2 separate regions of the Homo sapiens genome follow, and region 2 is linked to region 1. A link is a loop called in an ENCODE intact Hi-C map of the cell type or tissue named here. Cell type or tissue: gastrocnemius medialis. All regions are shown on one strand. Each heading gives the region's core, and the rest is flanking DNA. Links, peaks and the distances in the headings are about the cores only. Region 1 has its middle 130 kb from the start of TMEM30B. Region 2 has its middle 25 kb from the start of TMEM30B.

Region 1 (16,280 bases), core at 6,852-10,851:
GAATAAATATCTATCTACATTATCTTAATGGCTGCACCAATAATGGGGTAAGAATACAAAGGGTGGAATCCAAATTCTTCTGCTTAATACTCACATGATCTTGTTGCTTTATGCCTTTGTAAAATAAAAACAATAGTAATAGTACCCATCACACGGTGTTGAGAGACTTAATGTACATAAATACAATTTGTAAATCAAAACATTCTATGTAAGTGTAAGTCATGGTGGTCACTGTTATTACTAACTGAATATAAGTTACAGGAACAGGAGAATCCCCACAGGTAGGGGTATTGCAGGTAATTGACCCACTGTTACATGAATGTGCTTACCTTCTGGAAATTCACCTGTCATTTGTGCCCTTATTTTATATGTTATACTTTAATGTAAAGTTTACATTCAAAAACCTGTTCATGGCTCCTCCTCTCCCATGGATTTCCGTACGTACCAGTTTCTGACTCTGGCACTCAGAGCTCTCCACAATATGACCGACCCTACCTTCTCAGCCTAAACACCCCAGCCCAACCCCACCAGGAGGTGAGCCATTCTTTTCGCCCATCCTCCCCTTCCCCGCTTCCATGTCCTCCCCGCTGCTACTCTTCTCAAGATCACCTTCTCTGTGTGTTTTTCTGTCCTCTTGGCTCAGCCCTCTCTCCAAGTGCCCTTCTTACTTAAGTTCCCATGCTGGGCCCTACTCATCAGAGGCATTCTGCCAACATATACTGCCTGGATGGGACCTGCCAGGGTCACAAGGCAAGGCCTGCAGTCCTGGAAGCTCTCCTTCGTGGTTTCCTCTTTCATGGAGGACACTGACTTCACAGAGTTTTGACCTGGGATGGTAAATGTTTGAACACATTCCTGAACTGATTTGAGAAAAGCCCCACAGCTTGAAATGGAGCCACCACTATTTTTGCCCTGCCTAGAAGTCCTCTGTGTTTTCTTCTCAGCTAAAGTATAAGTTCCAGGGGGGCAGGGGTCATGAGATGTGTGTGTTTGCATCCACTTCCCACTGACCCTGCCATGGGCATGCACATGCTGTGGACGGAGTCAACGCTCCATGGATCATGGCACAATGGTTACTGGTTGGGGTGGGTTGCAGCATATCACTAAGAAACACACCACTACCTGCTCTAGTCGTCATCTCTCTAGGGCTCTTTTGCACTCAGAAAGACACCTGGCCATTGTTTTCAGTCCTTGAGCCAAATGACATAAAGCTGCAGACTATTACTAAGGCTGCAAGGCTCTGATGTGGTCAGTGGCTCAGAACTAACTCATTGGAAGCCCTCCTGCCAGGGAATTGAGAGATAATGGAACATGTTAGACCAGGGGTTGTCAGACTTTTTCCATAAAGGGCCAGATAGTAAATATTTCAGGCTTTGCAGGCCATATGATCTCCATCACAATGACTCAACTCTGCTGCTATAGTGTGAGGGCAGCCACAAACATGACATAATCAGAGTGTGGCTGTGTTCCAATAAAACTTTATTTAGAAACACTGAAATTTGAAATTTGCATGATTTTAATATTACAAGATAATCTTTTGACTTCTTTAACCATTCAAAGCTATAAAAGCCTTTCTTAGCTAGTGTGCTGCAGTTTGCCAACTTCTGGATTAGACCACCAAAGGGAACATTTTATTCCCATTCATGGAAGGGCTTCTCAGACAACTTGCCTCAGAGTCACTGAGAGGTGGGGTCAGGGGTGGCGGAGAATGCCTGCTAAAAGTGCAGGTTTCTGGTCCCAGCACCCTAACTATTGAACCAGATTACCAGAAGAACAGCCCAGGAAACTGCCATCTTAGCAGACTCTCCTAGGTGACTGTGATGCCCACTAAGTGTGGAGAATCATTTTAGCTGAAAAGAAATCAAAAGCTTCTTAGAGAAGTTTTTTAATTTTGGTAGAAAAATGAAGCCAGTTGGGCTTGGTGGTGTGTACCTGTAGTCCCAGCTACTTGGGCGGTGAGGTGGGAGGATTGCTTGAGCGCAGAAAATCAAGGCTGCAGCGAGCCATGATCTTGCCACTGCACTCCAGCCTGGGTGACAGAGCCAGACCCTATCTCAAAACAAAAACAACAGCAACAAAAATGAAAGAAAGAAAAATGAAGCCAACCAACAAGACAAGTGCTTCCTACTTGAGCAGGCTCTTTTAGGACACTTTTGAGGGTACTTTGGGTTCTCCCATTTGTAAGTTGCTTCAGTCTTCCTCAGACTGCGAGTGCTATGTTTCCAAAGAGAATGAGCAGAGGGCAACCCAAGCCTTTCTGGGGGAGATGTTGTCTCCCCCAGAAAAAAAAAAAAAAGAGTTCTCCCACCAAGAACTTTATCCTTGTTTGGCCAAACCTTCTCCTCCAGGAGAAAGAGGGGGAGACACATTGCTGTGGGAATGGGAGAAGGGGAAACATCTGATATTGTTCCAGGAACCACTTCTATCAGGGGCTCCTCTGCCCTCCATGCCCACCATTCACCCATCACTGGTTGGCATTGGGTGGGGGGAGTCACCCCCTGTAACCTACTTTCCAAGGCTTGGTGATTTTCTGTCTCCCATCAAAATGGGCAGGAAGGGTGTGTGTGCTTGGAGAGGGGCAACTGTGTGTATTCTTGTGTGTTAGAAGTGGGGGTCTACCAAGTGCAATATCTGTAACTAAGTGGGTATAAAAGCTATGCAACCCTGCTTTCAGGGAGGTAACACATCAGGAGTGCAGAACCCATGGAGATGGGTGTGTATGGGGAGGCAGGGCTGTGAAGAGCACAGATGCTTTTCTTTTTCTTTCTTTCTTTTTTTTTAAAGCCAGATTTTATTTGTATTTAAAAACAATGCTCAGGAGACTTAAAAGTTCCAAAGCCGTGAAGATATCCAGTTTCAATGTACAGCTACAACAAGGTGCTGTTGATCAGCGACTGAGTCATGGAAGGCTCTGTAGTGCCTTGGGGACCTCTGCTCCTTCGTATCACTCCTAGTCTTGGCCTCATGGTTTTCTGCAAGTTCTTGTTGACTATAACTTTATACAGGGCTGTCATTGCAGTAAGGACAACAAAAAAGCACCTATGGCTATCATTGTTAATCCAGTAGAGAAAACCACAAAGTCAGAGGGGTCATGTATAACAAAAATGATTTCCAGAATCACGGTCAATAACCCTAAGCAGGTGACAAGCAGACATTCAGAGCAAGACAAACATCAGAATGGTAGTCCCATCCATGGATAAGCTTGGTCAGGTTGGTACATGAATTTTTGCTGGCACAGCAGACAGCTTTTTAGTCAAAAGAAGGTCAGGAATAGTTTCCCCTGTCTACTGCACATTCTGAATGTCCTTACCATTTTTCTCTCTTGCTAGAAGAACCCTGGTTTTATTCTGGCATCCAGCCATAAGGAAGGTGACCTTGTCACAGTGATATGCAGGTAAATGTTTGCCAACTGGCTTTTCAGGAGAAAAAGCCCTGCTATGTAGTGTTTGCCAATTCCTGTGGTGTTGCCCATCATGCCCAATTTCAAGCTACCAACATGAAGTCACTAAACGCAAAGCTGGGAGGAGATGTGCACTATCAGCTTGCATGAGCTGGTGGGAGCTGGCTTTGAACCAACACTGCCCCATTGCCACTCAGAGATAATAGTCAATCATGGTGATCCCATCTGTATTAGTCCATTTTCATGCTGTTGATAAAGATGTACCCAAGACCGGGCAATTTACAAAGGAAAGCTATTGGACTTACAGTTCCACATGGCTGGGGAAGCCTCACAATCATGGCAGAAGGCAAAGGAGAGCAAGTCACGTGTTACATGGATGGCAGTAGGTGAAGAGAGAGATTGTGTAGGGGAACTCCCCTTTATAAAACCATCAGGTCTCATGAGACTTATTCACTATCATGAGAACAGCACAGGAAAGACTTGCCCCCATGATTCAATTACCTCCCACCAGGTCCCTCCCACAATACATGGGAAATCATGTTGAGATTTGGGACACAGCTAAACCATATTATTCTGCCCCTGTCCCCTCCTAAATCTCATGTCCTCACATTTCAAAACCAATCATGCCTTCCCAACAGTCCCCAAAGTCTTAACTCATTTCAGCATTAACTCAAAAGTCTGAAGTGTAAAGTCTCATCTGAGACAAAGCAAGTCCCTTCCACCTATGAGCCTATAAAATCAACAGCAGGTTAGTTACTTCCTAGATACAGTGGGGGTACAGGCCTTGGGTAAATACAGCCATTCCAAATGGGAGAAATTGGCCAAAACAAAGGGGCTACAGTCCCTATGCAAGTCTGAAATCTAGCAGGGCTGTAAAATCCTAAAGCTCCAAAATGATCTCCTTTGACTCCATGGCATCCAGGTCATGCTGATGCCAGAGGTGGGTTCCCATGGTCTTGGGCAGCCCAGCCCCTGTGGCTTTGCAGGGTACAGCCTCCCTCCTGGCTGCTTTTATGGGCTGGCATTAAGTGTCTGCAGCTTTTCCAGGCACACGGTGCAAACTATCAGTGGCTCTACCATTCTGGGGTCTGGAGGACAGTGGCTCACTTCTCATGGCTCCACTAGGCAGTGCCCCAGTAGGAACTCTATGTTGGGGCTCTGACCCCACATTTCCCTTTCGCACTGCCCTAGCAGAGGTTCTCCATGAGGGCCCCACCCCTGACACAAACTTCTGCCTGGACATCCAGGCATTTCCATACATCTGAAATGTAGGTGGAGGTTCCCAAATCTCAATTCTCGACTTCTGTGTAGAAGTTCCAAACTGTCCCACATTTTCCTGTCTTCTTCTGAGCCCTCCAAACTGTTCCAACCTCTGCCTGTTACCCAATTCCAAAGTTGCTTCCACATTTTCAGGTATCTTTTCAGCAACACCCCGCTCTCAGCACCAATTTACTGTATTAGTTTGTTTTCACACTACTGATAAAGACATACCCGAGACCGGGCAATTTACAAAGGAAAATTGGACTTACAGTTCCACGTGGCTGGGGAAGCCTCACAATCATAGCATAAGGCAAGGCAAGTCATGTCTTACATGGATGGCAGCAGGCAAAGAGAGAGATTTTAAAACCATCAGATCTCATGAAGCTTACTCACTATCACAAGAACAGCACAGGAAAGACTTGCCCCCATGATTCAATTACCTTGCACTGTGTCCCTCCCACAACACATGGGAATTCAAGATGAGATTTGGGTGGGGACACACCCAAACCATATCACCATATCACTGGCAGTCATTGGCCTATGAGCAGAAAATATTCTGGACTGGGACCACAACTGACCACATCATGAGGTACAGCACAGAGATAGGGAAAGGACCAGAGGCCTTGAGGATATGCTCAAGCTGCTGAAATAACCAGGTCTCACAGCACTTTATATTAGGACTTCTGGTAATATGTATTCAGAAAAATTCCAGATTGTTCAAGCTAGTGGAGTTGAGGTTTCTGTTACTTGCAGCAGAAAGCTTCCTGATGGGTACACCTTCTCTGCATCAATCACTCAGAAAGGAAGAAGCAAGCATGTGTGAGTTATTACCCTGCCATTAGCACCTCACCATGGCCACGTACAGAGGGGAGCTCCAAGGACTCAGAGGCAATGGCCTAACAAGTCAGCCCCCCATGGCTCATTATCTTTCCCCTGCAGACCCTCCAAAGCCTATTTACCCTGTGAAATGCCACAATTTTCTTTGTCACCTGTCTTGCTCCAGTGCTGCCAGCACGAGTGATGTAGGGTATTATCAGGGCTTCAGCAACAGCGTGTGTGGCTGGAGTTTAAATGAATTTCATCAGCATGATTAAATACTTATTACATGAGTCAAACATACGGGCTTCATTAAGCTAGTGAACTCCCAGGAACCTCCTCTTCTGTTTATACAACCCATCTGGACTCTCAGATTACTTTAAAGAAATGGGATAAATGGAGTTCGATATGACAGCCAGCTCATCTTTCAGCGTTGTACTCTCAGAGGAAACTCATCTTCCATTGCTAAATCTGGCCTCCCTACAATTGGGTGCAGAGGTTTTTTTCCATCTGCTTCTGGCCTCCGTGAAAGCCTGACATGATGCTGAAATTGAGACTTTAAGAGTAACTTGCCAGGACATGACAGACATACTTTTCTCATTGAAGCATGGAACATTGTCTAAAGTCATTTGCAAGCACAAAACTTGGGCTTTTACGAGGAGGCACACCTTGAAAGCAAAATAAAGGGCAAGGTTTAATTAACTTACCAGGCCCTCTGTTAGTCGTTATTAGAAGCTCTTTATCAAATTAAAGGCCTGCTGGGAAGCCAGCTGAGTGCCGAGAAGCAGTGACATGCGTTAAGTGCCAAAGTGGGTTTTAATTGGCTGTTTAAATGAAGGAAAGCTCCCTGCAGTGTGACAGACACACATCATGGGGTGTGTGCCAACACACACACACACACACGGAGCCCCAGGCAGTCTGGAAATCACAGGAACCACATTTTTGGAAAGCTGACATATCCAAAGCATGACCACAGCCTACCAGGAAGGGAGCCCTAAAGCATGTGGCATTCCAGGCTCAATAAATGCCATAGTTATTATTTCTGATAATAATAAAAGAGCTGTAGCAGTAAGACTTTTGAATGCTGCCAAATTTGCACTGTACATCGTCCAGCTGAATTGCCAAGGTCTCTTACTCCTGGATTGAGCCCAGGATTTTGTTTTGTCTTTGGTGTCATCAAGCCACTAACATGTAAAATGGGAACGTGAATACCTACCCTATGAGAATGTTACAAGAGATTTACACAAAGCTCCTAGCAGTTCCCACCATGTACTGAAGGCCCAACGAATGGTAGTTATTTTGACGAAAGCATTTCTACTGTGCTCTTTAAAAAATTATTGGAGAGTATTTATTCCTCATAGTCCCAGTTATGCTAGGAGGCCCTACAGGGTGGTGGCTAAGAGTACAATCTTTGGAGTCAGATTGATATGGACTTGTGTGCTCGCTCCACCATATCAGGGGGCCTTTCTGAGCCTCGGGCACCTTTTCTATAAAATGGGATACATTCTACAAAATAGGTTATAACATACCTACTTCATAAAATGGTGGAAAAAGTACACGACTGTGCCTGAAAAGAACTTAGCACAATGTATGTACATAGTAGTTGTGATCATCAATATGCTTCCTAGGGGAATGAGTGTGTTTCCTGTTGAGAGATGGAGACATGAAATTACAGAGTGGCTGTGGGACAGGCCCCAAGGACACTGTACCTTTTCACATAGGCTGCGAGCAAAAGCTCATTGAGTCAATCATTTGTGGAGGTGATGGGGTGGAATCTTAACAGAAGGCAGCAAGGACAGGGTTTTTAGGGATTGGGGACACATTCAGGACACATAGGAGAGCTCTGCAGTCAGTCTTTTGCTGGTGATCACCCCTTCAGAAAGCTGGGGCTTCCCCATCATCTGACTATGAACATATTTGATGCAGAATAACTCCATGATACAGCTGTGACAAGAGGCCAGGCCTCCAGTTTCCAGTCTACAGCTTATTTTACTGAGAAAGTTTCTTGTCAGGGTGAGATTTTCAACTGGTGGGGAGAAAATTATTCCAAAACCACTGTTTTTTAATTTCAAAAGCAAGTTTTTTTTTTTGTTTTTTGTTTTAAGAATTGTATTGGTACTCTGAGCTTGTTATTTTAAAAGAAGCTGTCAATTGAAGTTTTTATTATATGATCAATATCACCCAGGATTCTTTACAAGGATGATGTGCAGCAGCTGCTGTAACTCTTGGCTTCTTGTCAGCATTATAATTTGGCGTAAAGTTATGGGGAGGTGACAGAGAGGGAGGGGAAGGAGTCATGTGACAAGAGAGGGTGGTGAGATCTTTTGAAGAAGTTAGAAGCGGTAAAGAATCTCAGCCTACAGCAGCTGGTGAGAAACTTAAAATACAGGACTGTGGGTCCTTGGAGCCATTTTGAATTGGAGGATGTTTTCATAAAGGCTGCAAAAATAAACCTTCCTGGATGAAAGCATGTGGCTACGTGCATTTAAACACACGCCCTCTGTTCCAATAACACCGCGATTCTGAGCTATCCCTGATGCACCAGCAAGGAAGAGAATAAACTCCTTCGTTTCCCAACATCCTTGCTGAGGGCTTGGAGGGACAGCTCTCACTCAATTTTCCAGCCTGGTAAGGCTTTGAACATGAAACAGACGTGTCCCCGGGGCTCTTACAAAATGAGCCACAGCAGGCTGATGTCAGGGCATGGATTCATGGGCTGCCGGGGGGTTAACATCTCTTGCAATTCCAAATAAGAAAAAAGCCTGCATTCTTCTTCATTCCTCCCATTTCACACATCCCTGGCAGCTGGGTTTCCCAATGCTTCATTGAGGCCAATGTGCGTGAAGGAATGGATCAGCAGGAGCAGGCCATCAGGCGGCCATTTTAAGCCCTTGGCCTCCATCCCCACTCCCCACGCTGGGGCGAGACAGACAGGCCTTTGTGTGCCTGGAGCCGGCTAAGCCAGGATGTGACTGTGAGCTGGAATCTGACCTTTCATGGGCTCCAGCACCTGTCAGAAAAACGAACAAGCTTGGGGTGTTTTTTCCGCTCCGGACTTAAATGCCAGTTTTGTGACTCCCTCACAGTGGAACTGTGCCAAGGCAGTTGTGGTCAACTCCAGCTCTCCGAGGAGCAGACCTGAGACGTAAGTGATGGACGGCCCCGCGTTTCTGAGGCCTGGCCAGCTCTCGGCTCAGGTTGAATTCAAGCCGAGCCCAGGACTTCAGTGCTTGAGTTAGGAACCTCAGAGCAGATCAAAACAGCCACATTACTCCGGCACCCTGTGGTGCATGTGAGTGTGTGTGTGTGCACGTGTGTGGGTGTGTGTGCATGCATTCAGCACTGGAACAAAGACCCAGTCACGGTGACCCTGACATAGATGGCTGTCCATTCATCAGGAGTGGGATTATGGAGCAGTGTTGGCACCCCCTCTGCCCACCCCGTCTTGGCCTGCTGCGGCAGTCTGATTATGAACATTCTAGTCATTCTTGGGTTGGACCCTGCCACTTGTGATCCACAGGACCTCAGTCAAATGACTTAACGTTTCTGAACCTCAACTTTGTCAGCCATGAAATGGGGATTAAAATGCCTTATTCCAATGGTGGTTGTGATTTAAATGAGATAATATATACAAAGCACCAAGCATCTTGTGAAAGCACCTTGGAGACACTTAGTCAATAGCCACCCTTTCCTCCCCTGTTGCAGAGCATGCTTGGGCTAGAAGGAAATGGGAGTTTCAGTCACTATTGATATTTGATTGCCCAATAGACACACACAGTTTTGATCATAGAAGAGGGGCTAGCTCAGCCTATCAATGGCTTCAGCTGTGGGAAGACAACTTTCCTCCTAAGTGTGGCCCCAGAGGATGTGGTGTTCAGGGCTCCTTAGTGGCCTGGCCTTTGGCTGGGAGTGGCTGTAGCTGTCTAAAGGGGCGGAGGGCTTTAGTGTGGACCTGTGGTTGGTGCACTCCCCTCCACCCCAAACAGGTTCAGAACCCTATAGGTGGAAGGAGGCTAAAGCGCACCCATGCTCCAGCCGAAGGAGCTTGTCCATTTGAGGTGAATATGGCCACTGCCCCTGCGTCTTTGGCTCCAGGGATCCTGCCTCTGCCCTCTCATTTCACAGGATAGTGGTCCAAGGCTAAGAAGTAGCAGCTGAAGTGGAAGGCAATGTCTGCAGTTACACAGATGGCTGGCCCAGAGCTCGAGACATGCAGGAGATGTCAAAGAAAAAAAATAAAAATCGAATCCTCATTCTCAAGGCTATCGATAATTTAAAAGTTCATAAATATTGATCCCATAAAATCTGATTTTGGAATCACATGGATTCCAAAATAAACAAAATTGTATTTTAGATGTGAAGTTTATGTTTCTTTGACTTTACCACATCTTGTGAAAATGGATGTATAGATTTTTACCAATTTTGGAGGGTGTGATGAGGGTGACAGAAAATGTAGGCTCTGCCCTGGGAGAGAGCTTGAAGAGATAAGTAATCATTTGCCAGAGGGAATGAAACTGAAATCTAGTGACAGGTAGCTGTGCCTGGCAGGCAGGGAGGAGTGGCCCTCGAACTAAGAGGCTGGGCCAAGAAAACAAATGGCGGTGGATGAGCCCCACATTGGAACGTGGTTGTTGATTTGCAACATGCTGCTTCCTGTAGAGCAACTCTGGGTAGTCAGCTGCAAAGTGAGGAAAACAGATTTATTCCTTTAACTATTCTGAAGAATACAAACTAAACCAGTTAGTACACACAAATAGCCTGTAATGCTATAATGTCCATTATCTTTATTTAGTTTGTTTAATTTCCTTCCTTCCTACCTTCCTTCCCTCCCTTCCTTCTTTCCTTCCTTTCTCTCTGTTTTTTCCTTTCTTTCTTTCTTTCTCTTTCTTTTCTTTCTTTCTTTTTCTTTCTTCTTTTCTTCCTTCCTTTCCCTCTCTTTCTTTTTCTTTCTTCTTTCTTTCCTTCCTTCCTTTCCCTCTCTTTCTTTCTTTTTTCTCCTTCCTTCCTTCCTTCCCTCCTTCTTTTTCTTTTCTTTTTTCTTTTCTTTCTGTAGAGCTGAAGGTCTTTTCTTTCTGTAGAGATGAGGGTCTTGCTATCCTCAGCAAGTGCTTGCGATCCCCCCAAAGTGCTGGGATTATAGGTGTGAGCCACTGCACCCAGCCTAGTTTAACTTTTTAAAGGATGCTGTTGCTTGTCTAGACTATACATTTTGTAGCCTTTCTGTTACTAGTGTTTGAAACATAGTCTGCAGTGTGCCAAACACTTCCCTTCAAATGCTTATCATAAGGATTCTTCTACAAGGAAGCTTCTGTTGCCCCCATTTCACAGATGAGGCTCAAGGAAGTTGGGTAACTTGCCCCGCATCACCCAGCTAGTAAATGGCAGAGTTGGGGCATAAACTTGTGTGTGTTTATTCCAGAACCCAAATTCTTGACCAGAATGGGATGTTGCCTTTTCCTGTGGTTTCTTAAAACGCCATTCATTTACTACAAAGATATTCAGATGGTCAAAATTTGATTTTGTTGATACATAGTTACTTTAGTCAATCAAATTGCACGCTGAAAATGTATTTCTTTGTACCTATCAAAAAGTCTGGGTTTTGAAAATTCAAATGAAACATTTTTAAAGCTCTAAATTAGATTTTCACTGGTAAGCATGTTATCTGATCATGTTATTATTTGATGTTTGATAAATACTCACCGCTACTGTTTGGTGCTCAGTTGGACAGTTAAAAGGTGGCTTGTTTCAGTCTTAATCTGAAATACATTAAGAAGGGTCACCCAAGCCCAGGCAGGCTTTGCTAAAGGTTTTTTGCATTGGTCACAGTTTTGACTTATAGATCAACAATTAGTTGCAGATGTCGACAGTAATAAGGAGTGTAGAAAGGGTCAGGAGAACACTTCGTTCCCATTTGAGAGGAATTTAGAACTTAAAAAAATACTCTGTTAATTCTGAGCTGCCAACATATACACATTTATGCATGTATGTAACTCACTGGAAAAACAGTCAAATTTTTGAAAGTAGTAGACCATAGTTCTATGGACTTTAAAATGCAATTCAATAAAAACTCGGTTTTTAAAAGTAACCATTAATAAGAAGAATAACAAGAATCATTTTCACATTTCTTTCATCTCTGTAACTCAACAAACATGTAAGTTTCAAAAATTACAATAATGACTCATATAAAAATGTTAACAATAATAATGAGAAGCACACCATGTTCAGAGTAAAGTACTAAGTGCTCCATTTGTCTATTTTTGCGTTCATCATCACACTCACTCTCTGAGTGAGACTCTGTCATTTGCTCCACTTAGAAGTAAGGAAAATGGAAGGTCATGGAGGGCAAGGTCAAGACCCTGCCACAGCTTGGGCGCCTCACCCCTGTATGCTACCGCCTCCCTCATCAGGCCATGCTTGGTGTGAGGCATCATGCCAGTCTCTCTGGAGGATCCACATTGGGAAAGACTATATCAACTTTTTTTTTTTTTTTTTTTGAGACGGAGTCTCGCTCTGTCTCCCAGGCTGGAGTGCAGTGGCTCGATCGTGGCTCACTGCAAGCTCCGCCTCCTGGGTTCACGCCATTCTCCTGCTTCAGCCTCCCAAGTAGCTGGGACTACAGGCGCCCGCCACCATGCCTGGCTAAGTTTTTGTATTTTTAGTAGAGACAGGGTTTCACCGTGTTAGCCAGGATGGTCTCGATCTCCTGACCTCGTGATCCACCCGCCTCAGCCTCCCAAAGTGCAGGGATTACAGGTGTGAGCCACTGCCCGGCCTGGAAAGACTATATCAACTTCTAGGAGCCAAGGATTAAGAAAGGGCTGAGATGCAGATACCAGACTTGATGGGAGGAAGGACGCAGTGAAGTCCAAGTAGCCCACTGTGAAAGGACAGGAGGGAAGGGTTGCTTCAGGAGCTCACTGACCTCCACAGGGCCATGAGCTATGAACTGTGACCCACCGTCTGAATCTGGGGCCAAGGTCTGTTTTTTATATGGCCCTCAAACTGAGAATGTTTCTTTTGTGTTTTTAAAAGGTTTTATATTTTTAAAAAGTTTAAGAGGGTTTTGTATTTTTTAAAAGGTTTATATTTTGGCCAGGCACAGTGGTTCATGACTGTAATCCCAGCACTCTGGGAAACCAAGGTGGGAGGATTGCTTGAGGCCAAGCGTTCAAGACCAGACTGGGCGATGTAGTGAGGCACTGTCTCAAAAAAAAAAAAAAAAAGTTTGTATTTTTAAAAGGTGGAGGAGAAAGAGGAGGAGGAGGAGAAATGGGACAGAGGCCTACAAAGCCTAAATTATTTCCTATCTGACCTTTTACAGAAAAAGTTTGTCAATCCCTGTTCTAGACCAGTGTTAATAACATTACAATTCTGCTATATCTGTAATTTACAATTTTCTAGTAGCTACTTTAATAAAGTAAAAAAAAAGGTAAAATTAATTTTGATGGTGTATTTTATTTAACCCAGAATATCCAAAATATTATAATCTCAGCATGTAATCAACATAAAAATTATCAATGGAACAATAACATTCCATTTTTCATATGAAGTCTTTGAAATCTGATTAACATTTGACACAACACATCGAGTTTGGACAAACTACGTTTCAAGCGCTCAACAGCCACATGTGATAAGTGGCTAGTGTCCTGGACAATGCAGGTTTCACTGTGGTGAATACACAAGGTTCATCAATGAATCAATGAATACACAAGATGTAGACAGTGGGGAGACAGCTGGGCATAGTCTCAGTCCTGCTGCCATGCTGGGCTGAATAACTCTTTGTTGTCAGGGCCTGGCCTGTGCATTGTATGATGTTTAGCGATATCCCTGGACTCTACCTACCAGATGCTAGTAGCACCCCTGGCCCTGCGTAATAACCAAAAATGTCTCTAGACATTGCCAAATGTCCCCCGAGGGGCAAGAACAGCCTGTGTTGGGAACTACTGGTCTACAGCATGAAAAAGCTGTGTGTGGGAGGATACCTGGAACTGCCCAGAAAATGTCCTCTGAGTCATGCAATTTGATGGAAGAAGGATAATTGAAGGAGAGTAATGAAAGGTTTGGTAGGAAAAGCTGAGGCCAGATCTCAGGCTAAAGCATTTGAAATATATTCCCTAGGCAATGATAGCCATCAAAGAGTTTTGAGCAGCAGAATGAAATTAGCAAAGTTACAAATTAAAAACATTTTTTTCTTCCATCTTTGAATAACTAGATTCTTTCTCTTCTTTCTTTTACTGGCACAGATAGATTTTTTTCCCCCTTAAAGAAAAGCATCATTTAAAGAGCCAATGCCCCCACCCTGTGTCTGGTGGGTGGTTTTTATTAAATTCCAGTAGAGGGATGGGTTTCCTAAGCAATCAGCCAGCCCCTTGGTGAGCAGGCTCCCTGCCACTTAGCTGACATTCCACCCTGCAGGAGCTGAGGAGAGAGGAAAATCAACACTGAGCAGGCAGAATGACTGTAGCTTATGCTGTTGGAATTTCCAGTGGGGCCACCTGGTCACAGATGGGGCACAGGCACCAAAGCACGGAGGCGGAGGGAGCCTGACAACAGCCTCGGGGGCTGACAGTTGCTACATTGTTCTATTTGCTTAGTCCCTGACATCTAATGGCTAGGTTTCTAATTCCAATAACAACAACCATAGTAATAAATTGGAATATGTGTAGGTCTTTACAGTTGGTTGTGTGATTTTATGTACATCATTGTGTTTAACAGTGAGCATCAGGACCCAACCTTGAAGGAGGTGCGTACATTGTAGATGCATATTTGGAGACTTGTTATTGGGGTGGGGGGTTATGGGGCTGTTTGTCCAGCTCTAGGGGATATTCTCCTTTTGCCCTATGGGATTCACTTTCTTTCTCCACCCTGTTCTGTGACCCCGAGGCTGACCTCTTTGGGCTGCAGCAGCTGGGCTCTCTTGCCTTCTGGTTTCCTGCTGGGTTTAGCCAAAGGGAGGCACAGTAGGAGATCAGAGGGGGGCGTTGAGTGAGTTTGGGGTATTTACTCCCCAAGCCCTCCCTGCTGGGTGGTGGGTTGGCAGGGGCTGCATCTCTACTGAAGACCACAGCTCCTACGATGACAAGTCTCACCAGATTCCTAAAACCAGTTTCTCTTCCTGTCCTTTCAGGCCTGGGGATGGGAAGGCCACAGTGCTGTCGTTAGCCCCAGGACACTTCCTCATTTCTCGTAGGTTTACCCACACATCCGTAAATCATCTATTCAAAAACTCTCTTCCAAGTGTGCCATCTGCTCCTGCCGGGACTTGACTGACATTCCAGCTCAGGTTAGCTTCTACTTAGGAGAGGACACATCTTTGTCAACCATCCCAACAAGCTATCAGGAAAATTCAAGCAAGGCTAGAATGAGTAGCTCGGCCTTCGAAGCCAATGTGTTGACCCCATTTTATAGCCAAAGAAAGGTAGGCATGAAGATTTTCTGGCTATTCGTGGGCTACCAAGTACTTGGTATACAAGAATTTCAATCATGAACCCAAGAATCCATACACCCAGTTCTCATCCAGAGAGGAATGTATGTAATGCTTAATTCAGTGTTTTTCTTTCTGGAATTTCTAACAATAATAAAGGAAAAGGAACTCAGGGAAAGTGTCAGAGAAAATCACGTTGTTGTTTTCCCTTCCTTATGTGTAGGTGGTTTGAAAGAATCCAAATCCCAGCTTGAGCTACAATGTCTGAACCAGACCCGTCAGCTGTCAGCCAGCCAGCCCTGTAATTGAACATCAGCAGAGGGAAATGTGTGCTCTCAGCTCCTCTCTGCTCTCAGCCTGGTTCTGCACCATGGAGAATAGGCCTGGAAGTCACATCACCTGCACTTCCTCATGGAGTCTCACTGATTATAAAAAAGAACAAGCACCCCTCTGGGTTTTGTCTCAGCCAGTTTAACCAAAGGAAATGATTAATGCCGATTAGTCGAAAAAGGCTGTGTCTTTCTTAAGACCCTTCCCAGCTATTCATGAGCACACGTTTAGCTTGATAGCGTAAAGATTAGTAAGGGCCGTAACAGCAGAGATGTTACTGGCAGGTAAAGTACCTAAAAACTACATCAAAAGAGAAGAAAGGGCTGGGTGCAGTGGCTCACACCTGTAATCCCAGCACTTTGGGAGGCCAAGGCAGGTGGATCACCTGAGGTTAGCAGTTCAAGACCAGCCTGGCCAACATGGTGAAACCCCATCTCTACTAAAAATACAAAAACTAGCTGGGCGTTGTGGTGTGCACCTGTAATCCCAGCTACTCCAGGAGGCTGAGGCAGGAGAATTGCTTGAACCAGGGAGGTGGAGCTTGCAGTGAGCCAAAATCGTGCCATTGCACTCCATCCTGGGCAACACAGCAAGACTCCATCTCAAACCAAAAACAAAAAAAAAAAGAGCGAGAGAGAAGAAAGGAGTACTTAAATCGTGCTAGGTGGAAGGAACTGAGCAGCCTAGACACTCAGCCTCTTAAGGCAAGTAGGGAGTGGGGTGTGGGTACATGCAGGATATTAGGGCTGTAGTCTTGGCCCACTGGGTGGCTTGGGGCCAGTTCCTTCAATATTATAATCTCAATTTCCCAGGAAGGGAGATGCAAGGATTTTAAACACTATTAAGTTGAATGCTCTCAACTCTGACTCCGTGGTAAAAAAAAATCCCCTGGACAGTTTCTGAAAGAGGTATGGGGTAGTGGAGCGGTGAGGGGGAGGCGGGGATGGTTAATGGGTTAAAAAAAAAAAAAAAGTTAAAATGAATAAGGCCTAGTATTTGATAGCACAACAGGGTGACAATAGTCAATAATAATCTAATTATACACTTAAA
Region 2 (16,280 bases), core at 7,556-11,555, 110 kb after region 1:
ATGGGCCTTATTTTCTATAATTCTAAAATGGCTTTCAAATACAGGATACTCCATCAACTTGGAGATGTAATCATCCAGTGTCATTTCACAGTGGTGCAGCTGTAAGACTTCCTTGTATGGTCTGGGAGTGTGTTTCTAAGAAATAGGAGTGCTAAACGAAATGAGTCAAACATACCTCAGTTCTCATGAGTTATATCCCCTGACCACATTATTTATCACCTAAAATCAATATCCTCTAGATGTCTTTATCTTCTTGGTGTTCTCTAGCACTCCTGTCCTGGTGGGTTGACCCATATCTAAAATGCAACCTCATCCATTCAACTGGAACTCACCCACCTAGAGTTACTGGAAAACTTGCATTTCACATTTGGCATGTTACCTCAACCATCAAAATAATCTGGAGTTGGTTTATCCTTTGGAAAACTATTTGCTGCAAGTCAAAAAATCATTAGTCAGAAAAAGGATGTTAATGACAGAAAAACCAGAGCAGCATAAACAAAGCTAAGATACTGGCTGCCAACCACTCAACCTGTGGAAGGGCAGATGGAGGGGGTGCTTTTTGGCCCTCAGACTTCATACCAGCTTACCAGCACCGTAACTATCAATACCATCTGAGGGGGCCTGAACAAGGAAAGCTTATGTGGTCAAAAGGGGCAAGGAGATGCTTCAGAAATTCCAACTCCTCTTGAAGAGTGTCCAGTACTGGGAATCAAAATTAACAAAATTATCCAATAAACCTCCTGCCTCACCACTGCAATGCAAATATTTTCTTTTCTTTTTCCCCTCAGAATGTGAAGTTAAAACTCACCTAATTCAATGGTTTTATGTATGTATGTATGTATGTATGTATGTATGTATGTATGTATGTATGTATGTGTGTGTGTGTATGTATTTAGAGACAGCATCCCACACTGTTGCCCAGGCTGAGTGCAGTGGCTTGATCTCGGGTCACTGCAACCTCTGCCTCCCGGATTCAAGCAACTCTCATGCCTCAGCCTCCCAAGTAGCTGGGATTACAGACATGCACCACCATTCTCGGCTAATTTTTGTATATTCGGTAGCGACGGGGTTTCGCCATGTTTACCTGGCTGGTCTGAAACTCCTGACCTCAGGTGACTCGCCTGCCTCGGCCTCCCAAAATGCTGGGATTATAGGCATGAGCCACTGTGCCTGGCCTCGATGGTTCAATTTATATGGACAACAAGCAACTGGAAACCCTGGCATTATAAGCAGCATATTTATTGTGTATGGTGTGGTCTAATTCTAGATAAACCACTTATAAAACCACCTATCCCCACTTAGGTCTCCAGTTAAAGAAGCTTTAACAGTGACTGCAGCTTCATCTGTATAGTTGCTTCTCCTCTAACAATTATGGCTGGGACACAGCGCCCTTCTCTAGAAATGAGTGCTAGAGCCAGGGAGCAGGGGAGGAGTCAGTCTATCCGAATGCAAGTTCTAAATGTAAGAAGGTGTCTGTTTTGTACACACTCACTTTGGCAGCACATATACTTAAAAAAACATTGGAGTCATACAGAGAAGATTAGTATGCATGGTCCTTTACAAGTATGATGTGCAAATTTGTAACGCGAAGCTTTCCAAAAAAAAAAAAAAAAGGGAAGTGTTGACATAAGTGTGAAGACCATGATAAACAGGTATAGAGATTACCATTTGCTCCACCAATGGCAAATTTTTTTTTATTATTTTTTATTGTTTTGAGACAGAGTCTCGCTCTGTCTCCAGGCTGGAGTGCAGTGGTGCAATCTCAGCTCACTGCAACCTCCGCCTCCTGGATTCAAGCGATTCTCCTGCCTCAGCCTCCTGAGTAGCTGGGATTACAGGTGCATGCCACCACACCCAGCTAATTTTTGTATTTTTAGTAGAGATGGGGTTTCACCATGTTGGTCAGGCTGGTCTCAAACTCCTGACCTCGTGATCCACCCACCTCGGCTTCCCAAAGTGCTGGGATTACAGGCGTGAGCCACCACGCTTGGCCCACCAATGGCAATTTACCCAAATGTATTGAAAACTTATGTCCACAAAAAAAATCTGCATGGCTGGGCACGGCGGCTCATGCCTGTAATCCCAGCACTTTGGGAGGCCGAGATGGGTGGATCACTTGAGGTCAGGAGTTCAAGGCCAGCCTGGCCAACATGGTGAAACCCCATCTCTACTAAAAATAGAAAAATTAGGCAGGCACGGTCGTGGGCGCCTGTAATCCCAACTATTCGGGAAGCTGAGGCACAAGAATCACTTGAACAGAGGTTGCAGTGAGCCGAACTCCAGCCTGGGCGATAGAGTGAGACTCAGTCTCAAAAATAAATAAATAAATAAATAAATAAATAAATAAATAAATAAATCTGGACACGGATGTTGATAGCAGCTTTATTCATAATTGCCAGAACTTGGGACAATGAAGATGCCCTTCAGTAGGTGAATAAATAAACCACAGTACATTCCGACAATAGAATATTATCTAGGAATTAAAAAGAAATGAGCTATTAAGCCATGAAAAGACATATGGGAAACTTAAATGCGTTTTACTGAGTGAAAGAAACCAATCTGAACAGGCTACATGTTGTATGATTCCAGCTATATGACGTTCTGTCTCCATAGGCCAAACAATGGAGACAATAAAAAGATCAGTGGTTGCCAAAGGTTAGGGGGAGGAGGGGACGGATAGGTGGAGAACACAGGATTTTTAGGGTAGTAAAACGATTCTGCATGATACTGCAATGGTAGATACATGTCATTATACAATTTGTCCAAACTCATAGAATGTACGACACCAAGAGGGAAACCTAAGGTAAACTACAGACCTCGGGTACCAATGTAGGTTCATCGATTGTAACAAATGTACCACTTTGGTGGGTTGTTAGTGGGGGAGGTTGTAGGCATGTGGGGCAAGAAGTAGATGGGAACTCTCTATATTTTCTGCTCAATTTTTCTGTAAACCTAAAACTTCTCTAAAAAAGCCATTTTTTAAAAAAAGGTCTAGCATATTTTAAAAAAAGATATAAAGGAAGCAGAGTGAAAGTGGATCTTTTAAACATTTGATTTAAATATCAGTGTTCAGCCACTGAGAGGTTTGGAGTAGTCAAAAAGGGATGTTTTATTTTTTAAATTTTTGTGGGTACATAATAGGTGTATATATTTTGTGGGTACATAGTAGGTGTATATATTTATGGAGTACATGAGCTACTTTGATACAGGCATGCAATGTGTAATAATCACATCAAGGAAAATGGGTATCCATCCCCTCAAGCGTTTATCCTTTGTGTTACAAACAATCCAGCTAGACTCTTTTATTTTTAAATGTACAATTAAATTGTTACTGACTATAGTCACCCTGTTGTGCTATCAAGTACTAGGTCTTATTCGTTCTTTCTAATTATTTTTTGTACCCATTAACCATCCCACTTTCCCTCCACTACCCTTCCCACCCTCTGATAACCATCCTTCTATTCTCTATCTTCATGAGTTCAGTGGTTTTGATCTTTAGCTCCCACAAATAAGTCAGATCACGGGAAGTTTGTCTTTCTGTGCCTGGCTTATTTCACTTAACAAAATGACCTACTGTTCCATTCATGTTGTTGAAAATGGTGGGATCTCTTTCTTTCTTATGGCTGAATGGTATTCCATTGCATATATATGCCACATTTTCTTTATCTGTTCATCTGTGGATGGACACTCAGGTTGCTTCCAAATCTTGGCTATTGTGAACAGTGCTGCAACAAATATGGGAGTGCAGATATCTCTTGGACATACTGATTTCCTTTCCTTTGGGTACATACCCAGCAGTGGGATTGCTGGACCATAGGGTAGCTCTATTTTTAGTTTTTTGAGGAACACTAAATCATTCTGTAAAGTGGTCGTACTAATTAACATTCCCAACAAAACTGTATAAGGGTCTTTTTTTTTTTTTTATTTGTTTTGAGATGGAGTTTCGCTCTGTCGCCCAGGCTGGAGTACAGTGGCACAATCTTGGCTCACTGTAACCTCCACCTACTGACTTCAAGCAATTCTCCTGCCTCAGCCTCCTGAGTAGCTGGGATTACAGGTGCACGCCACCACGCCCAGCTAATTTCTGTATTTTTAGTAGAGACAGGGTTTCACCATGTTGGTCAGGCTGGTCGCGAACTCCTGACCTCGTGATCTGCCTGCCTCAGCCTCCCAAAGTGCTGGGATTACAGGCATGAGCCACCGTGCCCAGCCGAGGGTCTTATTTTTAACATGTCTTTTTTGATCCAGCTCCATCCTCACCAGATTGCTTCCCTCAGTATGGAAACCCATGCCTGCCTCCCTTGGTGTCATATCAGAACTTGGCCGTGGGGCAGCATGATTCCTCGTTGGTCTGTCCTGTGGCTTCAGGAGAAGGCCTTGCTCTGTGGGGAGGAAGGAAGACCGTGACTTTCTCCAGCACACCTTTCCCATGCACCCACAGATTTGGGATCTGGTCTCAACAACCCATGTGAATTTGCTCTGAGTTCCTGACAGAGGAAGCTGCTAAAGTTAAGAACTAACTTCCACCCTTAGTGGACAATCACTTGAGATGCACCAAGGGTTGGACCACCTTGCTCTGCCAAGGTCAGAGCACTCACTGAGGCCAAGCTCCACTCTGGGATGAGATATCTGGCTGAGAGTGGCCTGGACAAATGGAAACAGAGGCAACGTGACTTCCCCTTTCCCTATTTGCACAGCTTGATAATGACACACAGAAAGGAGACACAGTGTATATGTAAGTTTAACAGCACAAGTAAAACTAATAATTTTCCAATAAGAAGTGACCAATTTATTCAAAATTTGAGAAGTTTAAAGTACAGACTTGAAGCCTACTGTTCAAACACAGTCATTATTAAAGTATACATTTCTCAAACATTGCAATCCCACCTCCAAAGCCACAGATTCTTTTCTCCTTAGTCTCTCAGGCCTGAAAGTCTTTGTCCGTATTTCTTCATTCTGCAGCCTGACGGTCACGCCCCTGGTACTGAATACACACACACAAGCAAGGGACTCTTCTGAGCGTATGGTGGGCAAGAGAGACCTCTGCTGGATGAATGATGGCAAACAAGCGCTGCTCGGCCTTAGCAGAAAAACAAGAAACAGTTTTTACAGTGGTGCTTTTGGAGGAGGAGAAAAATTGTTTTTGTTTTAAAATCACCTTTTAAACTCTATGAGATTAAAAACCAACCCCATAATATATGTTTTTTTAGGTTTCTAGAAACACCGTTTGTGGACTGTGCCATTTCTACAGCCCTTTAATACTTATGTTAAGCAATTTTTTAAGAGCTCCGTATATTCTGCACCCAGGTTCTAAGAGCAGCTTAACTGCCTAATAGCTGGACTGTTTCTTTTCTAATTGCCTGCCAGTGTTGCACATTTTCTGTGCACAGGCAGGGATGCGTGAGGCATGATTCTCATAGACCCAAAATCAGGATGGACTTCAAGACTGAGTTTTCAGAACTCCTGGGGAAAGGAGATGTGTTTGAGATAGGTCAGCAGGGGACAAAAGCATTCAAAGAAAACTTGGCACACCTTGCCAGACTTTTCCCCTTGGCTGCATATTTTCAGAATCCTTAGGTCCTTCACTGGGGTGGGGGGCAGGGAGAGTGAGTGCTTTTGAAAAGAGGAAGTTCCCTTGCACACAGCATATATCCTGATGCATTAAAATATGCTCAAGTTTGCAGTGTCCTCTTTACACACTGTGTTTCAGGGGCACAGCAAAGGCAGAGCTTGGTGGTTCAACTCTCTGCCTCTCATATAATGCCTAATTATACTGGTTTCTAATCTGACTCTGCCTAATTAGGCAACGGTGCGCAAGTTTTCCAAATTTCCTAAGCCTCGGTTTCCTCCTCTGCAAAATTGGATTGGTTGTAGTGTCCACTGCAAAGTGTTACTAGGAGAGTTTGATGAGATAATATATGGTCAGTGCTTAGCATAGTGGTGGCTGGCCTATAGTAAATGTTCAATGAACACAGGTATAATTATTAAAGGTGAGGTAAACACGTACACAAATGTTTGTGTACATGTTTCCTTCCTTCTTCCCTCCCTCCCTCCTCCCTCCCTCCCTCCCTCCCTCCCTCCCTCCCTTCCTTCCTTCCTTCCTTTCTTCTTTCAACAAATATTTATAGAGTTTCTACTATGTCGAAACTCTATGCGAGACATTGAGGAGTATAAAAAGCTGAAAAAGTTATGTTTCTATTCTCAGAGAGCTTTCAGTCTCTCTCATGTTTTATCATTTGGATATAGATCAGTGATTCTAAAAGCTGTTTGCTAACATCCCAGAATGGCCTTAGAAGAAAATTCCCCAAATTCTCAGGAAAATAAATAACAAGCTTTTACCTGAAATATTGATTTATGCCTTTCCAATCTTAAAAGACAGAAAAAGTCGTGATAAAAATCATGCTAGACCAGGCACGGTGGCTCATGCTTGTAATCTCAGCACTTTGGGAGGCCAAGGTAGGAGGATTGCTTGAGCTTAGGAGTTTGAGACCAGCCTGGGCAACATAGGGAGACTTCCATCTCTACAAAAAAATGTTTTTAATTAGCCGGGTGTGGTGGTGTAAGCCTGTAGTCCCAGCTACTCGGGAGGCTGAGACGGGAGAATCACTTGAGCTCGGGAGGTAGAGGCTGCAGTGAGCTGTGATTACACCACTGCACTCCATCCCGGTGACAGACCCTGTTTAAAAAACAAAACAAAATAAAACAAAACAAACAAACAAACATAAAAACCTACTAAAAGATTGGCAATCATAGATGTCAATTTTTGAGAGGAAAGTTGTTGGTAGGCAAGCCTTTAATTTTGGGCAAGAATAAAAGCAAGTTGATTTTAAGGTTTCCCTGGCTGTATGAATATTTCTTCCAAAGGACATGGTCAGAAATCTCCAGGGAATTTCAAATCTCTTTTCTAGGGAGAATCCAATTTTTCTGGTGTAGACCAGCATCGCCAAACCATCATCAGTGCAGCATGGCTTCCTCCTTCATTCCTCCTTCACCAGCTCTGTACTGCCGCCTGCCAGGTTCCAGGAAGGGCGGTGATGCAGATCCGTGAATAACCAAGACAACATCCCCTGCCTGGGAAAGCTGCCCTGTTCCATCCTCACTGCAGTCCCACACTCTCTCAAAGGGACCCTTCAAGATTATGGCAGCCCTTCTTGCTGCGCTATCAGGATTAGGGCTGGAGTTGTGAACCCAGAATAGCAAATTCAATTCCTCTCAAATCAGTTTCTCAACGTTGTCCTCTAACCTCTTAGCAGGATTGAGGGAGTTTCTTTCTCTTCATTAGGCAGGTTGTGGGACTCACTTAAACCAAGCAGCAAAGAGGTTAATTGACCAGGTTTGTGTTGTTATTTATATGTCATGTAAACACCCAGCTGGTCCTGGCCTTTACATTTGGCCATATCTCAGCAGGGATCACAGGATAAACTTGACACTTGTGAGACTCCCCAGAGAGGTCTTGAGATTGGGAACACATTCTTTTGAAGTGTATCATCCGCTTCAATCTATTCTTTAGGCCAAATCCTAATAATCACACCTGTCCTCCTTGTAAGGGTCCAATTGTGGATGAGGCAATTTTTCCTTTTTCTGTCCGAAGAAGAGATTATTATCTTAAAAAAAAGACAGTCTTGTAAGAGGCAAATTCAAATACAGATTAAAATAATAATAATACTTAGCATTTCCACCCCACCTTTCATCTGCAGAGCTCAAAGTACTTGGCAAACATTAATTAATTCTCAAAACAGCCTTATGAGGTGAGTAGGGGTATTATCTTTATAATAATATATAAATACTGGCTGGTTCATGAAAGCAGCCACTTAAAAGGGACAGTGCTACAGGATTAGTTTCAAAAACAGTCTTCTCACCTGGTCTAGACTTAATAATTTTGGATAACACATTTGGGAGTGCCAAATTTCCTAATAATACGATACCCTAGAGTGAACATATATACCCTTTCAAAGTGATGTCTCTAGTGGTTTAAGGCAGTCTTATCTATTTGAAGGAAATTTTTAATGTTAAAAAATTCTAATTGTGGGTTGTTCACTTGAAATGATGTCAGTCTACACATGAAAGGATTCTAAACTGTCCTAGTGCATAAAGTTTAGTGGCGCGAGTCTGGGATTCTATTTCAAATGCATTTGCACTTGAAGGGTTGGTGACAATTTCAAGGTTTTATGTTTTTACTCATCGATTTAAATTTTGAGCATGTCGCAAATCACAGTTCCATGACTTGTCAAAATGCATACCAACCAGAATTTCTGTCTCATCACCAGAGATGAAAAATACCAAGACAGATAAAAGCTGACCAGGAATGCATTAAATTGGCTCCCAAATGAATCATACAAAAAGGTGGTCTATTTTTATTTGGTATCCTTTTCTTCCTTTGTCTCCTGTCGTGACCTCCTTTAGCAAATAGAATAGTATTCCATTTTCCAGTTGCTAACCTGAATTCCCCGGAGTTGGTTTCTGAGCATAGAACCGTCAGTGAAGCCCACCGCCTGTGGGGTGTGTTCTGTCATAGCTTTGGTTCCATCTGTGCTTATTTTTCCTGAAGACAATGCTCGTCTATGCGAAATTGTACTGGCTTTTTGATCCTGAAAAATTAATGCTTTGGGTTAGTAGAAATTATACTTTTTCTATCCTAAACTCGCCCCGCATCAAGAATTACCTTGCCCACAGTAAACATTAATTCAGGATTTTCTTTGTTTTATTGAGATGTAAAAATATCCCTAGACTCTGGCTGAAATCATTGTTCATTGTCTTGGTTGGGTAAATCCTCTATTTTAAAGTTGTATTTGTTGCTCCGAATTTTTTACTTATTGATCCTAGTATGTGAATTGGTCCACTTGATCATGAAAGAAACCTTATATACCACTTAACCATGCAGTATTGATCTGCTAAATCTATCTGCTTGCCTCTGTCAATGGCTTCACTTAGCAGCCTCAAGAGAGAAAACCTGGTTTTGGTCTCATAGCTTTGGTTGAGCTGATGGTCTCCAATCTCCAAAGTGGGATAAACCAGATTCCTTCACTGTGTTTATCTTGGCCCGCCATGTCTCTTTATGGAGAAAATGGTCCAAATAAAGTGCTTCCTCTGTGTATTTTGACAGGAAACACTACTAATATGCTTTCCTTTTGTTGTGTGCCTTTCTCCTTTCTCCCAGTGTTGTTTAAATATTTTCAGTACAATGACATATTTATTAATCCACTACTCTCTGCATGGGGCATGAAATGATTGGTTCTTCTGTAAAGCCCTCTTAGAAAAGGTGGTTTCTCCAGTGAGAGTTAATAATATTACCACTATTCATGTAAAAAAACACTGAGACAATCTCTTAAAAATGGAACACATTTATCTAAAACAGCTGGTAAAGAAAGCACGCAGGCCCAGCCAGAGGCGGCGAGGTCAGAGGTCAGGGTTAACACCGATCTCGGTGGAACTTTGAAGCTGACATTTTACAGATTATATGTGTCTCAGTGCACAGTGGGCATGGCATATAAATTGGACTTAGAGACCCCTATTTGTTCTCTGCATTTTTATGAGCCCACAGAGCTCTTCTTTGAAGCAGCATACATAGAAAATAAAAACTCATTTTAATGTTGTGGAACTATTTACAATAAATCACATTTACATCCTGCCTTTTCCTAAGCATAAGATCTTTCTCCCTCTCTCTCTCTGTCACACACAGACACACACACACACACACACACACACCCCCACACACACACACACACGCATACACACACATTCATGGAGTCTATTTCCCAACCTGGGGAGCTTATTTTTCACCTTATAGTATTGTAAACCTAGCTTCCTCTCTCTCTTTGCCTTGACTTAGGAATCAGATTAGAGATTCAGCTATATTTAGTACCACAAGGACACCTTTTGTAAGTCATGTGAGGTGATTCAGCTAGAACGAGCACTCTTCACTCCCAGGACAATCCCCTGATACCATAAAATGCTTGCTATAGCATGGCACTTCAGCACTAGAAGAAAGCATCTGATTTCAAAGAGATTGAGTTCCACTCTGGAACTAATTATATCATTCGTTTTATGGATTTTTTTTTCTAAGTTGCTAGGTGTTTTAACTGGAGAAGGCTGGCGACCAAGAGAGAAACGTACTGGCAGAGATTCTGCCATGGGCACTTTAGCCACCTAATTAATTTTCAATAAAAACTCGCAATAGTTAATTTGCTCTAGACCCCAATGTAAATCAAACTGAGACAAATAGGTTAAAATTAGAAATGTGTGATGGAAACCATGTTTATGGTCAAAATTACCTTTCACCCTGGAAATAACACAGATTGACAGGGAAAGAAAATGAGACCACACAGGTTTTTGTTCAAAGAGACTCTTAAGTGAATTAAACATTTTATTAAGGGGAAACCTGGACCAAAAAAAAGTTTCCAGGATCTATGAAATAATGTTATTTTAATAAAAAGTAAAGTTTTAAAAAGAGTTACCTTAAAAATCACAAGATTAAGACATTTTCATTATACAAAGTTGCCTGGTATCCCCTTTTATTTTTTTCCCAGGCTTAACATGATGTAGGGTATAATAGTAAAAATACTATAAAGTTATTAAGTTCCTGGGTCTAAGTTGGCAGACATACCCACCCAGTGCCACATTCCTTCAGCTCCTATGTTTCAAAACATTACTTTCCTACATCAAATAACCATTTTTACTTTTATGAGAACACAGACATAGATTTTTTATGATTTTATAATTATACTTCAATCCTCCAATTAAAATGCCCAGACAATATAGATATCTTTGGCCCAGTCTATTGGACAAATATTATTATTAAAGTTCCCTCCAGGACTTTATATTTGCAAAATATTTTGTGGGCTTTAATCATTTTAAATTGCCTTAACTTTGCCCATTTTCTCCATGCCACTCTGTTATTTCTCAGGCAACCATTTCATTTTAACCCACAAACTACTCATGTGATGCAAGGTGAAATAAGCTAATTTTTTAACATATTGGAATGTTAGTCTCAGTGATTGTTAGCTCCTTCCTCGTCCTTTGCTGAACATGGCAATTCAAACCACCCCTGGATTCTATTTTTATTTCACTTTTGCCAAGTTCACGAAGTCAATTCCCTCTTTCCCACTCAATCTGGCTTTTCTTCCTGCCCCAAAGGAATGATGTTGTCACTGTGATGTCTTCTAATGCACTATAAATGCCGTGATGAATTGGAGGCAGGCTGGTTTCTTCTGAGTGGGAGTCCATTATCCTGTCAGAGTGTTCCTTTCCTGTAACTTAATTTTTATTGTAACAAATGACTAAGTACCAAAAAATGAAACAATGTGATGGGCCGATCTAAAGTGGCCTTCCTCTGATGGTAAGTAGAGCAGAGTGACAATTGTTTGCAGCTGCTTTCCACAGGGCTCTCTGATGACATTCACTACCCAAATTGGAGTTATCAAAAGCATTTTCTGGGCGTTTATGGAAGATCTTCATTCACACTGACTGACTAACGATACCAATATAAATAAAGTGCTTTGCAAAAGAGGTCACGTTAAGAGTAAGAGTGGAAGAGACAGATTCTCAAACCCGGCTGCACGTAAGAATCACCTGGAGATCTTGTTAAACTGAAATTCAGGGGCTCAGCTCCCATCAAAGGAGATACCCATTTAGTCTGCTGAGGTAGGACCTAGGAACAAGCATTTTAAACAAGCATCTCTGCTAAATCTGTTGAAGCAGTCATACACATTATACTGTGAGAAACACTAGCCTAGAGCTCTGGTCAATTAATCTTTTCAATAAATCTCCACTGCACACTTGACCTTTATTTTATAACAAAGCATTTTTTTTTCCTGCTTGGATTTCTAACTAGGGTAGTTCACTCAAATCCTAGTTCCAATTTGAATATGATCTGTTCACAGTTGGTCCATTTTCCCCGATTTGTTTTACAGATTAATAACCAACATGTCTGAAAGGTTAAAATCATCTGTTAAAGATGATGTGAGAATATTAATCTGGAATCCATCAATCCCCAGAAATCCAATAAATTTGGCGTATAAGTGACCGAGCCTTCATCTGGACCAGAGGGTTCACAGATTTCACCATATTCCCAAATGGGTCTGTGACCCAGAAAAGATTAAAGACCAGTATCCTGGAAGTGAACGAATTTGGCCTCATTAATATGAAACTTCCGTATCAAACAAATGGTTGCAATGTCTAAATGGTATAACTGATTACATGTCTAAATAATATAACTGATATTAAGGTTCTAGCTTTACAGGTGATTAACATTTTATAATAAAAATAAAGCTAATTGCAACCCTTCTGAAATATTAGAATGTTGTTTGATATTTGAAGTTTAATATGTAGTGTAATTGCATTGTCCTGGAAGCACTGAAACTACTCTCCTAAGAAACATTTAGGAACAAAGGACAGAACCACTAGGTTTTACCTCTATGGGTTTAAATGGAGTCTATTTTGGAGGCAGAGTGAAACTGAATAAATTCTAGAAGATCATGGAATCTCAGTATCAATTCTTCCGTCTATTAAACATTTATTGAGGGCCCATCAAGAAAAATAAAAACTATCATATGTTTATTGGAAGCTGAGGCTAGCAGATTTGTGAAATACCCTAGTTTCATCTAAACATATGCACACCTGTGAATTGTCATGGTGGCATTCTGTAGCCATTAAACTTTCAGTTGGAATAATTTCAGTAAATCACAGTTAACTTTATTAATCCATGTAATCTGTAAGAACAAAAGGATGATTTTTTTTCTTAAAAAAATGTTTGAACATCAATTAGTTAAAAGGCTGGATGAGAGTGGGAGATGATTATTGGGGAAAGAAGCAAAATAATAGCTTTGTGAGTAAAACCACAAATCCTTTAATCTATTGATTTCCACAGAAATAATGCTAACCTTTGCGGATAATCACAAAACGTGAAATGAAAGACATATCAAAGAAATATCAAACATTCTGGCTGTACCCAAACAACTTCTGGTAGGAAGACAAGATGTACTTTAAGGGACTTCCAAGTATTTCATTTTAATCACAAACCTTGAGGTGTTAAAGGGGTTCATGAGGTCTCAACTCATTGTCAACTAATTATCTTTAAGTTGTTGTCAGCACATTCTAATTATTATGCTCCTGTCAGCTCCACCACTGGGGGTGCACAATCCTAGAGTAATCGGTTCCAAAAACAATACCACCACCACCAACAAAAAAACCAAACAAACCAACAAACCCAGGGATGACTCACCTGGCTGCTGCTTGGTTTGCTAAACTAAACTGTTGCCGTCACCAACGCACACACGCACATGCACATGCACATGCAAAAAGCTTTTAGGAACTTTCATCTTTTTAAAAGGGCAAGGGAAAAAAATCAATAAAGTGGTGGCCTGGCCAGCAGTAGGGAATAGTTGAAGCAGCATGGGTGGCTGCGCTGTATGAGAAACAGATGTAAGCTCTCTGGGAATTGGGCAGGCATTTCTCTTTACAGCCAAATCAACCAGCCAATGGAAGGCAATTAATGTCCCTACCATCGGTCACCCACCCATTCCCAAAAAGATTATTCAGTGTGGCTGCTGAGGCCAAGAGCAGAAAGGGACATCCACCCAGCTGGAGAACATATGATTTGGGCTCACACTTTACCCAAGTCGTATTCTTAAATATGATTTATTTCGAGGTCTGAATCAGCAGGGGAAGGCTCTCTTGCTGTTCTGACTTGGCACATTCTACCATCAGACAAGTCTAAATTCATCTGTTGCCATTTACATCCATATCTTTTTTTTTTAATTTATTTTTCTTGGCCTAGGAATCCTTTTAGAGTTGGTAAAAGACATGGACCTGACACAAAAGGATTCTTGCTGGTGTAGAGTTAGATGTTACAGATTTAAGGATTTGGAATGATTCAACCCCTTTGGAAAACTGGCAGTTTCTCATAAAGATAAACAGGCATCTACCCTACAACTCAGCAATTCCAGTCCTAAGTATTACCTGAAATAAATCAAAAGATATATCCACAGAAATAATCATTTAAGAATATTCAGAGCAGCACCGGGCACGGTAGCTCACGCTTGTAATCCTAGCACTTTGGGAGGCCGAGGCGGGCAAATCACGAGGTCAGGAGTTCATGACCAGCCTGGCCAACATGGTGAAACCCCATCTCTACTAAAAATACAAAAAATTAGCTGGGCGTAGTGGTGGGCACCTTTAATCCCAGCTACTTGGGAGGCGGAGGCAGGAGAATTGCTTGAACCTGGGAAGTGGAGGTTGCAGTGAGCCAAGATCGGCACCACTGCACTCCAGCTCAGTGACAGAGTGAGACTCTGTATAAAAAAAAAAAAAGAATATTCAGAGCAGCATTACTCATAATAGCTCCAAACTGGAAACAGCCCAGACGTCCATTCATAGTAGAAAGGAAGGATAATCAAGTTGCATATTCATACAACAAAACACTACTCAGCAATAAAAAGGAATGAACTACAGATACACAGTATGATAGAGAATCTCAAAAGCATTGCGGGGATCAAAAGAAGCTGGATATAAAAGAATACAAGCAGTATGATTCATTTATATGAAGTCTACAAATGGGCAAAATTAATCTATAGTGAGAGATGTCAGAAGTCAGAAAGAAGTCACCTTTGGCAAAGGGATAATTGAGTGGGAAGGGGCACAAAGAAACTTTTTGGGATGATGGGAATAGTCTATATCTTGTTTTGAATCATGGTTACGTTTGTGAATACAGCGGACAAAATGCATGGAGCTGAACACCTAAGATCTGTACATGGCATTGTATGTAAATCATGTCTCAAGGTTTTTAAAAATTGAAAAGTGAAGGATTTTTCTAAACCCAGATGATGCAACAGAAAAAAAAAATGAGGAAATCAAAAAATAGGGAAAATGGGGGGAAGTGGATGATGCCGGGGAAAGCCAAATTAATTAAGGATAAGGATACATATGAATGTATGTAGAAATACCCAGCCATTTACCTAAGATTTTCTCGAGTGCTTACTAAGGGCCTGATACTGTGCTAATCACTTTAATATACATTATCTCATTTAGTCTTCTTTTTCTTTGACCCTCCAGTACACAGAATTGGATTAATCATATTCCTTGGTTCATGACATATTCTCATCATTGGTCCATTTGTAGCTAGTTTGCTAGTTTTATTTAGTTGACTACTTATTTTTATTCATTATATGTGTTCACGAGCCTGCCGCTCCATCACAAACTAGCACCTTGACTATAACCAGTTATCTCCCTATTTGATCCTCTCTCCCTCCCATTCTCCCTTATTCCCTCTCATTCAAAGCAGTCATCACCCTGGACCTTGTGTTTATCATTCTTTTTCTTTTTTGCACATGATTCTACTGCTGCTGTATGAACTCATAAACATATAGACTTCAATGTTATTTAGCTTTACCTTTATGAAAAAATGTGCTATACATAATCTTTGGAGATTTATTTTTTCCTTTAATATTATATTGCTAAGATTCATTTATGTTATTGTGTGTTTGTGTATCATTTAATCTTTACTACAACCTTGTAAAATTGGTATTACTATCCACATTTATGGAAGATAAAGTTGAGGCTCAGAGAAGTTGATTAATATGCCTAAGGACACACAGCTAGGAAGGGGCAGAGGCAAGATTCAAAGCTGAATCTCTTAACCAATATACTACACTGCCTTCTCAATTCTATTGCCAATTATCTATAGCCATATCTCTATCTATACCTATTTGTATCCATATCCATTGCTGTACATATTTATATATAAGCATAAATGTCTCCAGGTAGTGGAATACAAAATAATCAGCCAAGTTCATCTAATAATTTATGGGTTGTTATACCCCGATAGAGAAATACAAACACAAGCCCATAACTTCAAGGGTCAAGTCCTCTAAAATTTAGAATATACGAGCAGGTAATGTCTAAGGAAAAGCATCTGAAGTCAGAGTATTGTGTGTGTGTGTGTGTGTGTGTGTGTGTGTGTGTGTGTGTGTGTGTGTATGTGTGTGTACGCACGTGCATGTGCAGTTTCTGGAAAGTGTCTAAGAACAACATCCTTATTTTATTTAATCTCATATGCCAAAAGGGCAAATACATGGGCATTGTTTAACTGAGTCCTTGCTCTGCACCTTATAACTGTATACCAGAGGCCGTGGAAACTGGATCGCCCTCTCAGGATGCCATTATAGCCAAGCAGAATCTCATTAAAAATCAATTCCTCGGGTCCATAAAGCCAGTTTATTTTATCTTCCTGGAGTGCCTGCTGCTAGCAGTTACACAGTTTCATTGTGTGGCAGTCTTGTCTGTTA

The links. Peaks named below come from ENCODE experiments on the same cell type or tissue, not always from the same donor. Only the 100,000 strongest peaks of a DNase experiment are listed, where the experiment ranks them.
Region 2: it touches region 1 in a loop (3-fold over the local background); 5 of 110 quality-filtered maps call a loop at or near these places.

Annotation. Positions count from the first base shown.
Region 1 is chr14:61,139,709-61,155,988 of GRCh38, forward strand. No RefSeq gene overlaps it. Among named protein-coding and RNA genes, the nearest start is that of TMEM30B, 130 kb to the right of the region's middle. In gastrocnemius medialis, for the core only: no CTCF peak of the experiment used is centred there; a DNase peak (open chromatin) is centred at 8,443; H3K27ac peaks cover 3,548 bases.
Region 2 is chr14:61,247,926-61,264,205 of GRCh38, forward strand. It overlaps a transcript of PRKCH not described here. Among named protein-coding and RNA genes, the nearest start is that of TMEM30B, 25 kb to the right of the region's middle. RefSeq lists enhancers at 6,844-8,043, 7,018-7,778. In gastrocnemius medialis, for the core only: no CTCF peak of the experiment used is centred there; no DNase peak of the experiment used is centred there; H3K27ac peaks cover 4,000 bases.